Regions from separate parts of the Homo sapiens genome. Here region 1 is linked to region 2. Evidence: chromatin loops called from intact Hi-C (ENCODE). Cell type or tissue: heart left ventricle. All regions are shown on one strand.

Region 1 (5,000 bases), 65 kb before region 2:
TGCTATCGTGCATTGTTATATTATCCATCTGTGGTGTAGGGCTTGTCTCTCTAAGCTGCTTAATAATAGGGATCGTGTCTGCTATATCCTTGGGCTTCCACACATAAGCAAGATAGCTTTCCCAGAGAAACAAAAACAGCAGCAGCACCAACTTATATTTAATAGGTACTCATATATATGATCTCATTGGAACTTCATAATAATACCATGAGGAAGTTTCCCTACAAAACTGACACTTAGAGAAGCTAAGTGACTCTTGCAAGGCCATACAGGTTGGAAGAGACTGCTACATTCTGGCAGCAGAGCCTGTGCCATACTAAGTAGGTGCTCAAAGAATATTTATTAGTTGACTTTTTCCACTTCTTCCTCTTAAATGGTAGCAGAGTACCATTAAGTGATCTTCATAGACTCCATAGAGAATAGCAGAATCATCTAGCAGAGCCCCCCCGCTCATTTCTGACCCACAAAATCACTAGACATAATACAATGGGCTTATTGATTTAGGTCATTACGTTTCTGATTAGTTTTTCAAGTGGCAAGAGAAATCTGAAAAACCCTCATGAGTTCTGAAGCAAATTTCTCATAGTTGGCATTTAACACAATTTTTGTATTATCACTGAGCACACATTAGGCAAAGTCTGTCCTAGTGCATTCTCAGTTCATTGTTGATGCCCTTTCCCAACAATCCAGTTCTCTCCAAGGTCCTCTGAAGATCCCCTCTCAGATCTTCTTCCCTCAAGATGCCCTAAACCTTAGAATCCTTCTGGTCTTATGCCTCTCTTCCTTCTTTCTTCTTTTTTCTTTCTTCTCCTCCTTCTCCTTCTTTCTTTTCCCTTCTTCTTCCTTCTTCTTCTTCTTTCTTCTTCTTCCCTCCCCCTCCCCCTCCCTCTCCCCCTCCTTCCCTCTCCTTCTCCTTCTCCTTCTTTCTTTTTACCCAGGCTGCAGTGCAATGCCATGATCTCAGCTCACTGCAACCTCCACCTCCTGGGTTCAAGCAGTCCTCCCATCTCACCTCCTGAGTAGCTGGGATTACAGGTGTGTGCCACCACACCAGGTTAATTTTTGTATTTTTAGTAGAGACAGGGTTTTGTCATGTTTGCCAGGTTGGCCTTCTTCCTTCTTTACCCTTCTATTATCCTTCCTCTCCTCCCATTAAAGTGTTTCATTTTAAAGGAATAATTTTTTTTTAATAGAGTCTCACTCTGTTACCCAGACTGGAGTGCAGTGGCTTGATCTCAGCTCACTGCAACCTCCACCTCCTGGGTTCAATTAATTCTCCTGCCTCAGCCTCCTGAGTAGCTGAGATTACAGGCAGGTGCCACTAAGCCCTGCTAATTTTTTTGTATTTTTAGTAGAGACGGGGTTTCACCAAGTTGGCCAGGCTGGTCTCGAACTCCTGACCTAAAATGATTCACCTGCCTCAGCCTCCCAAAGTGCTGGGATTACAGGTGTGAGCCACCATGCCCCACCTTAAAAGAAGAATTTAGTAGCCCTAAAGAATCTCCAAGGTGAAGACTAGAAGAGAGAAATCAATGCAGCATTTGTGTAGAGACCTAGGAGGAGAGGGCCTGAACACCAAGCAGTCTCCCTGGTGTTTCTTCTCCATCTTCTATTCATAGCCTTCTACACAAACCAGAAAAAGATCATCAATTTTACACCAGATGTGAGAAGATGCCCACTCCCACTGCCTCCCCCAGTAGTAAGTCCTAATTAAAACTTGCTACCCTCTGAATCTAAAATGATTTAATGCTTCCTTTCCTTTGAAGTGATGATATTACAGATTTTATTATCTTTTCAAGGAGAAAAGGTCTGTTAGAATAAATAAAGCCTTAGTATATGAAGTAATGTTCAGAGTGTCTTATCAACTTTAGTCTTCCCCTGGGAATCCTCTCTCTTCCCCTCTGCTCACCACATCCTGTCCTTCTCTTCCAGCCCTGCTCTGATTATTAACTAAGAACCCATAGAAACTAAGGTTTCCTTTAGCTCTCCCTAAATGGGGTTTGAATAACCCACTAACCATGTTTAAACAGGTCTTCTTAATCATAAACATCACCCTAGAAGACAAACATCACTCTTCTATTATGTGGCTGCCCATAAAACCCAGACAGCTTCCTGTTTCTCTGTTTGGACCTCATGTGCCTGCCAAAGGTATGTGCCATTTCCCAGTGGCTTTGAGGGAGGCATAAAAGCCAGAGCCCACAGGACTGTGTTACTCAGTCTTTGTCTTAGGTCTCAGGTGGGGCCAGATAGGGAGGGGAGTGTCACATCTTGTTGCATTACTAAGGCTGATGGTCACCCAAAATACAAAGATAGGACTGTATCTCTTGGAGATGAAGGTTCACATGTCAACATACACCTCCCACCTATGTCAGTCTTCCCATCCCCAACCTTGGTCATGTCATTCCTCACCTCACTTCCCTCCTACTCCACTTCCAATGTGGAAAGGACCCCTCTTCTCCTGTCCACCCAACTAATAGCTACCTAGCCCACCAAAGTACACTTCAAGCCCCACCTCCTTTCTGAAGCCTCCACTGCCCACTCAGGTGACTTTCTTCTACCATTCACAGATGGTAACATGTGTGTATCATTCCTACCTAAAATGCTGGAGAATGGTATGTTAACTCTTCCTGTGGTATTTGTTTTCCCAACATTATATTTAAGTTCCTGGAGTGCAGAAAGTGTGTGCTGTCCATGTTTGAATGCCCCACATGCCTAATGAAGGACAATGTAGATGGAAGACCCATGAGCAATATACTGAATCAATTAAAGAGACAGGGCATGACATTGTTCAGGCAGCTGTTAATAATAATAATAAAATTAGTTGCTATTATTAAGCCTGTCTTAAACTGCAGAGAACAAGACAGACACAGGGGATGACCTACAAGCTTCAAGACTCAGAGAATTCAACAACCTTAAGAAATACCTCCTGGGCAGAATGCTGTATTTGGAAGGTTGGAAGACTCTGAGCTTGAGAACCCTGAAGAAGGCGGAACTGTTGGGTTGCCGGCAGCCGGGAAGGGTTTGCCTGACACTCTTGGCTGGGCGGGAAGAAATGGGGGGAAGGAGAAGGGCGGCGCACTGGGCTGCTGGAAGCTGGGTTCCTTCCGAAGGGACGTTACGCTACCGTCCGTAATATCACCCCAAGCCCTAGCATTCTCAGGAAAGTCGCTTATGAAGCTATGACTCAAGTGCCGCAGTGCTTGGGCCCACGCTTCGCAGCGTGGAATCAGCGGCGGGGCGCGGCGGCACGAGGAAGCTGTGCAAAGCCGAAGGGGCAGCCTCAGACCAGGAACCTTACCCGTCTGGCGGGTCTTATGGCCGAGTCACCGTGGCGGCGCGGCAGCTCGGGCCCGGTTCTTCCGGGCGGGCCGGGGTGGTCACCTCTGCAAAGCAGGGTTTCTGGGCCGTGATCGAGTCTTGCTCACGGGCATGTCGGGAAACGCCTGCTGCGCTCCCTGCCTGAAAATCCACTCTTGAAAATGCACTCCCTTAGGTTAAAACGCTGCCTTTCCTAAGGACCTTCTTTAAAAGTAAATCCTAACATAAGTTGGTGCAACCAATTTCCTTCCCTTACAGACGCTAAAAGCAGAGCACTGAAGGGGTGGGATTCTTGAAGGGGAGGGAGGGAGGTAAGGCTACTGATGATCCTGGAAGGGACAGCTCCACTGCGAAGGGTTTAGGGGAAGGCGGATATCAGCTCTGGTTGCTCGGTTAGTTTGCCCTATTTGAGCTGACGACTTTCGTTAATGAATTTCACCTCTAGTGCTCAGTGGTTTATCTGAAAGAAAAGGCTGGACTAGAGAAGTGGTTCTCAAATTGGTCCCCAGACCAGCAACATCAGCATCAGCTGGGACCTCGTTAGAAATGAAAACTATAGGCCAGTCCTAGATCTACTGAATGAGGGACTCAGCGGAGAGCCCAGGAATGTCTTTCAACAGCCCTCCAAGTGTTTCTGATTCATGCTGTCATTTGGTGACAAACTGGACTAAATGATCTGGCGAGTCCCTTGCACAGAAGAGAGCTGATACTTTTTAATGTGGTTCATGAGGCCATACAAGGCCCTCACTGATGTGGTCCTCATGTAACTGTCCAGTCTCTTAAGGCAACAGTCTTTCTCATCTACATAAAACTGATAAAACTTTCTCTAAAGAGATTTCCTCTTTGAAACCCAGGCTTACATATGCTGCTCTTCCTGACATAGCCTTTTTCTTCCATTACTATCTCCTATTTGTCCTGTAAGACTTGTTTTGTGATTATCTCTTCCAGGAAGGCCATCTCACACCTCCCAAGGTCAGGTGTCTCCCTTCTGTGTTGTTGTAGCACCTTGTAAATGTTATATCCATTTACCACCTTTATCAGGTCACCCACCAGACTGAGCGAGGTGTGAGCAGAAACTTGTACTTCTGCACGTTCAGTGTCTGACACAATGTTAGCCACTACAGTAATCATCAATGCATGAGTGAATGAATGGATGAATTGAATCCTTTTGTCAACTGAGGGCTCAGATAGTGGCTTTCTGGTTCTTTTTGATCTCTAATCATTGATAATTTAAAGCTCTTCGTGTTACCCCAATGATTTGATCAATGCTTATTACTGTTAGTAATTTTTTTTTTTTTTTGAGACGGAGTTTCACTCTTGTCACCCAGGCCCGATCTCGGCTCACTGCAACCTCCACCTCCCAGGTTCAAGTGATTCTCCTGCCTCAGCCTCCCGAGTAGCTGGGATTACAGGCACCCACCACCATCCTCAGCTAAATTTTTATATTTTTAGTAGAGATGGGGTTTCACCATGTTGGCCAGGCTGGTCTCGAGCTCCTGACCTCAGGTGATCCACCCACCTCAACCTCCCAAAGTGCTGGGATTAGCCACCACACCCAGCAACTGTTAGTAATTCTTTATAGTACATTACATAATACAAATTATTTCATATCCATTAGCCCATTTCAACTTCTCATCAACCTTAAGAATTAGAGTAGGTATTGTTTTAATCATTTTAACAGC
Region 2 (5,000 bases):
TGTAGGCTCATTTGTGAGAACTAAAATAGATACTACGGAGAACTTGCTCAACACAGAGGTGCACAGTAAGTGCTTTTATTATTATCACCATCTCGGGGATCTTGGGAGTCTGTTTTAACCACGAGATCCCAGGGTTTTTCCACAGGGCAGGTTTTGATGGGGAAAAACTAAGGGTAAGAATATGGGGTCAAGGGGCCTGCAGGTGAATTAGGAAACGAAGAGGGGAATAGTCCCAGGGAAGAGCCGCGGGAACGCAGGCACTCCCAAGTCGAGGGAGTGCAGGCCCTGGGGGTGCAGGCACCAGGAATTGCCCCTCAAGTCACAAGGTGGGGTTCCGGCTCCCCTGGAAGTGGGGGACGATCCCTGAGTCCTGGGGTTTCCAGGCTAGGGGTTGGGGGAGCGTTTCCTGGGTCGTGGGGTTTCCAGGCCCCGGGTGCGGGCGCCTCGACCCCAGGGCCCCGAGCCTGACGCAGCCCGCCCCGCCCTCAGGCTCGCCAGCGCAGCGCTGGTCCATGCAGGTGCCACCCGAGGTGAGCGCGGAGGCAGGCGACGCGGCAGTGCTGCCCTGCACCTTCACGCACCCGCACCGCCACTACGACGGGCCGCTGACGGCCATCTGGCGCGCGGGCGAGCCCTATGCGGGCCCGCAGGTGTTCCGCTGCGCTGCGGCGCGGGGCAGCGAGCTCTGCCAGACGGCGCTGAGCCTGCACGGCCGCTTCCGGCTGCTGGGCAACCCGCGCCGCAACGACCTCTCGCTGCGCGTCGAGCGCCTCGCCCTGGCTGACGACCGCCGCTACTTCTGCCGCGTCGAGTTCGCCGGCGACGTCCATGACCGCTACGAGAGCCGCCACGGCGTCCGGCTGCACGTGACAGGCGAGGCGGCGTGGGAGCGGGTCCCCGGCCTCCCTTCCCGCCCTCCCGCCTGCCCCGCCCCAAGGGCTACGTGGGTGCCAGGCGCTGTGCTGAGCCAGGAAGGGCAACGAGACCCAGCCCTCTCCTCTACCCCAGGGATCTCACACCTGGGGGTAGTTTAGGACCACCTGGGAGCTTGACACAAATGCAGAATCCAGGTCCCAGGAAGGGCTGAGGTGGGCCCGGGAATAGGCATTGCCGTGACTCTCGTAGAGTGACTGTCCCCAGTGGCTCTCAGACGAAGAGGCGAGAAAGACAAGTGAATGGCAATCCTAAATATGCCAAGAGGTGCAATGTGGTGTGTGCTACCAGCCCGGAAAGACACTCGCAGCCCCTCTACCCAGGGGTGCACAGACAGCCCACCAAGTAGTGCCTAGCACTTTGCCAGACCCTGATATACAAAGATGCCTGAACCAGGGTCCCGTCCCTAGAGCAGTGGCTCTCCACTCTAGCCCCCACCCTGCTCTGCGACAATAATGGCCACTTAGCATTTGCTAGGGAGCCGGGACCTAGTCCAAGCACCCACAAGCATGAATTTGCCAAATCTTTTCAGCAACCTCTTAAGGCAACTGCTATCATGATCCTCACTTTACACATGGAGAAGCAGAAGCAGAGATGATAGAATCTTTCGCCCAAGGCCACATCTGTATTGGGACGGGGGCAGCCTGGCACCCAAGTGCCCATTCCTCCCTTCTGACCAGCCCCCACCCCTCCGGCTCTGGCGTCCAAAGGGCTAAGGGGAGGGGTGCCCTTGTGACAGTCACCCGCCTTCTCCCCTGCAGCCGCGCCGCGGATCGTCAACATCTCGGTGCTGCCCAGTCCGGCTCACGCCTTCCGCGCGCTCTGCACTGCCGAAGGGGAGCCGCCGCCCGCCCTCGCCTGGTCCGGCCCGGCCCTGGGCAACAGCTTGGCAGCCGTGCGGAGCCCGCGTGAGGGTCACGGCCACCTAGTGACCGCCGAACTGCCCGCACTGACCCATGACGGCCGCTACACGTGTACGGCCGCCAACAGCCTGGGCCGCTCCGAGGCCAGCGTCTACCTGTTCCGCTTCCATGGCGCCAGCGGGGCCTCGACGGTCGCCCTCCTGCTCGGCGCTCTCGGCTTCAAGGCGCTGCTGCTGCTCGGGGTCCTGGCCGCCCGCGCTGCCCGCCGCCGCCCAGGTGGGTGCGCCCCAGACACGGGTGGCCGCGAGGGGCCGGGCCGGGGCTCTCTGCTCTTAGATAAGACCACCTGGCTGACCCCCTGGCACTGCCAGAATGTCGGTTTTTTTGCCCTATGCATCGTGGCGCTTTCCTCTCTTTGCATGAAGCCCAGCAGGTGTAACCAGCACGAAAAAATCCCATTTTGCAATAAGGAAGCTGAGGCTCAGAGAGGTTAAGTAACCTGCCTTTTGATAGCAGCACAGAGATATAGAGACCCAGACCCGGTTAACTCTAGAGCCGTCCCTTTGCTACCACCCGGTAAACGATTCCTCTGGAGGGGCTCTGACTACAGACCTTCCTAAATAGCACCGTTCCTGAGGACCTACTATGTGCTGTGTGGGTGCTAGGAATACACTGATGAATATGGCATGGTCCCCTGCCCTGCAGTGCGTGCTGAGCGGTAGACAGATCATTGCAATGTGCTATGAGAAGGGCTCTCCTCAACCCTACCTCTGCAGAAGCCAGAGGAAGGTATGCCTCCCTCTGGTGGGGCATCTGGAGAAGGCTTCACACAAGCCGTGCTGGGAGAGCTAAATAAAAATATGTAAGTAGGCATGAGCTAGGAAAACAAGGAGAAACGCTCTTCCTAGCAGAGATCATGGTGGATTGACTAACAGGGTGTCCTGAGATTGCCACTCCTGCTGTCTCTGATCTGGATCAGAAATCTGCCCTGTGCCCCAGAGAGGGAGGGAGCTTCTTGGAGCCCCTCAGAACCCCCAGGTCCATAGCACTAGGCTCACACTCTAGTGAGATCAGACTTTGTCACAGTGGCCCTGGCTGCTGCTGTGGCCACAATGGCTTTCTTGCCCGTTTCTTGGAACTCATCAAGTGTTTTGTGCTCAGGGTGCTCAGAAGAACGGACTTTTTACTGGATTGCTCCTCAGTCCACCCCTCTCCTCACTAACTCCCCAGCAGGGTTCCATGGCACAGCTTCACACCCTGCTAGTCTGCTGTTTGCTTCAAAAACAGTGGTTTCCTCGAGACCCCTTCCACATGGCATGGGTGGGGGTGGGCGCACAGGCTGCAGACTGCGGTGGAGATTCATGCCTGCTCTCTTGCTGTCCCTCCCACAGAGCATCTGGACACCCCGGACACCCCACCACGGTAAGTGAGCTCCCCGCCTCCACCCTACCCTACCCCACCCACCTAGTCCTCATCACCCAGGGGGTCCAGGCAGGAGAAGGAATAAATGGCAAAGGGCTGGGGCTGGGGTCCTACTTTGACCAGGGGCTGGGCCTTCCTTGCAGCCCACCAAGGCACCCCTCTTGCAGCCTGCCAAGGTCTTCCCTGGACAGACCAAGCCTCGCTGACCTGCTCCTCCCCCACGACTCCAGGCTGTGTTTCTTCCTGTAGTTTCCCCTCCACATTCTTGAACAGGCAGATTCATACAAAAACCACATTGGGGACACTCATCCCCGTTCCCCCCTGGCACTCTGCTGAAGGCTTTGCAAACAAAATCTCTAGAGGTTCTGAGAGCCTAGGTGAGGGGCCCAGAGACCCCTAGGAAATCACTGACTCCTGGGTCATACTCTCCTCTTCTGTGGCATCCACCCATGTGAAGGCTGGTGTTGAAGGAGAAAGAACTCAATTCATAGACCCTGTACAGGCTGGGCCTGATCCTGGCAGAGGGTAGGAGTGGGAGGAGGAGCCTAGGCACTCCCATAACTCCACCCACCTGTGCCCTGAAGGCTGGAGGTGCCACACTGCTGGTGGCCCCACTCATCAGCTGCCTGCCGATCTCTCCACAGTCCCACAACCTGTCCTGTGTCCCTGTTTGCTGATTTACTGTCGCACCAACGCCCCTGAATCTGAAAGCCGACCGTTGTTCAGTCATTTAACAAATACTTATTGAGTACCTACTGCATACCAGGCACTGGTACTAAAGACACAGCAAGATCCCTGACCTCACAGAACTCATATCCTATTGTGGAGAATTTTAATAAATATGGAAACACGCCACCTGACATCGTAAAGTAAGAGCTGTGAAGGAAATGGACACGTGATGCAGCAGATTCCCTGGGGAGGGGGCCCGCTGCTGGGCTGAGGCTGCTTTAGATCAAGTTCTCTTGGAGGACATGACATTGAGGGGACCTGAGGATGGAGGCTGGGGCCTGGGCAGGTAGGAGCGGTGGAGTTCCAGAGAGCAAGCCCCACTAGAGTGTGGACGTAAGACAGGGACAGTAGGGGCAGCCCGGGAGAGGAAAAGGCAAGTAGAAAGACTCAGGTGAGGCCCAGAAAGGAGGCAGGCATTTCTGGAGGGTGGACGGGAGGAAGGCAGGAAAGGCGTGGGGGTTATTGTGGGTGCAATGGGAAGTCACTGAATGGTTTTAAGCGGACGCATGGCTCCATCAGAACAAGCTGGCCCAGGAGACTTGGTTGCAGGCCGTTGGCAAGGCTGAGGCTGGCTTGGCTGTTTGGACAAAGGTGCAGGGGTGGCGGTGGGGAAGTGGGTAGACGGGAGGCAGGGCTTGCCCAAGAGCCCAGTGGGCAGCACACAGTGTGAGAGGGAGCCAGGCTGCCGGGGTTGGGAGCCTGAGCCCTGGGTCCCACTTCCTGAGATAAAGACAAGAGGAGAAGAGAGTGGGGCGGGTGTGAGGGTCATGCGTAGCACAGTGGACATTGAGATTTGAGATTCCCACTGAGATGTCCTAGGGGAAGTCAGGAAAGCAGTTGGGGACCAGGAGGCCAGGCCGGAGATTCCGATTTGTAGGTCAGGGACATGGAGCCAGTCTTGAGGCCTCAGACAGAGATAGCAACTCTATGGTCTGGGCTGCCCTGGCCTTTGGGGGCCCCTCCCTATTCCTGACTCTGCCCAGCCTCCGATGCCATTCATCTCTGAGCCCTGCCGGTTCCAGCCGCACTGCTCCCCAGAATGTCTCCTCTTCT

The links. A loop is a pair of places that touch in the nucleus more often than their neighbours do. Peaks named below come from ENCODE experiments on the same cell type or tissue, not always from the same donor. Only the 100,000 strongest peaks of a DNase experiment are listed, where the experiment ranks them.
Region 1: it touches region 2 in a loop (1.9-fold over the local background); 19 of 110 quality-filtered maps call a loop at or near these places.

What each region holds. Positions count from the first base shown.
Region 1 is chr18:45,772,283-45,777,282 of GRCh38, forward strand. All of the region lies in intron 3 of LOC105372093 (a long non-coding RNA gene), which reads right to left. Among named protein-coding and RNA genes, the nearest start is that of SLC14A1, 51 kb to the left of the region's middle. In heart left ventricle, no CTCF peak of the experiment used is centred here; a DNase peak (open chromatin) is centred at 3,039; H3K4me3 peaks cover 1,143 bases; H3K27ac peaks cover 480 bases; H3K27me3 peaks cover 608 bases.
Region 2 is chr18:45,837,024-45,842,023 of GRCh38, forward strand. It overlaps SIGLEC15 (sialic acid binding Ig like lectin 15), which reads left to right. Exons shown (of 6, transcript NM_213602.3): 2 at 6-65; 3 at 490-873; 4 at 1,695-2,072; 5 at 3,188-3,218. It also overlaps a transcript of EPG5 not described here. Among named protein-coding and RNA genes, the nearest start is that of SIGLEC15, 14 kb to the left of the region's middle. RefSeq lists an enhancer at 1,319-1,820. In heart left ventricle, CTCF peaks have their summits at 770 and 2,618 (motif pointing left); DNase peaks (open chromatin) are centred at 768 and 1,768; H3K4me3 peaks cover 1,464 bases; H3K27me3 peaks cover 2,618 bases.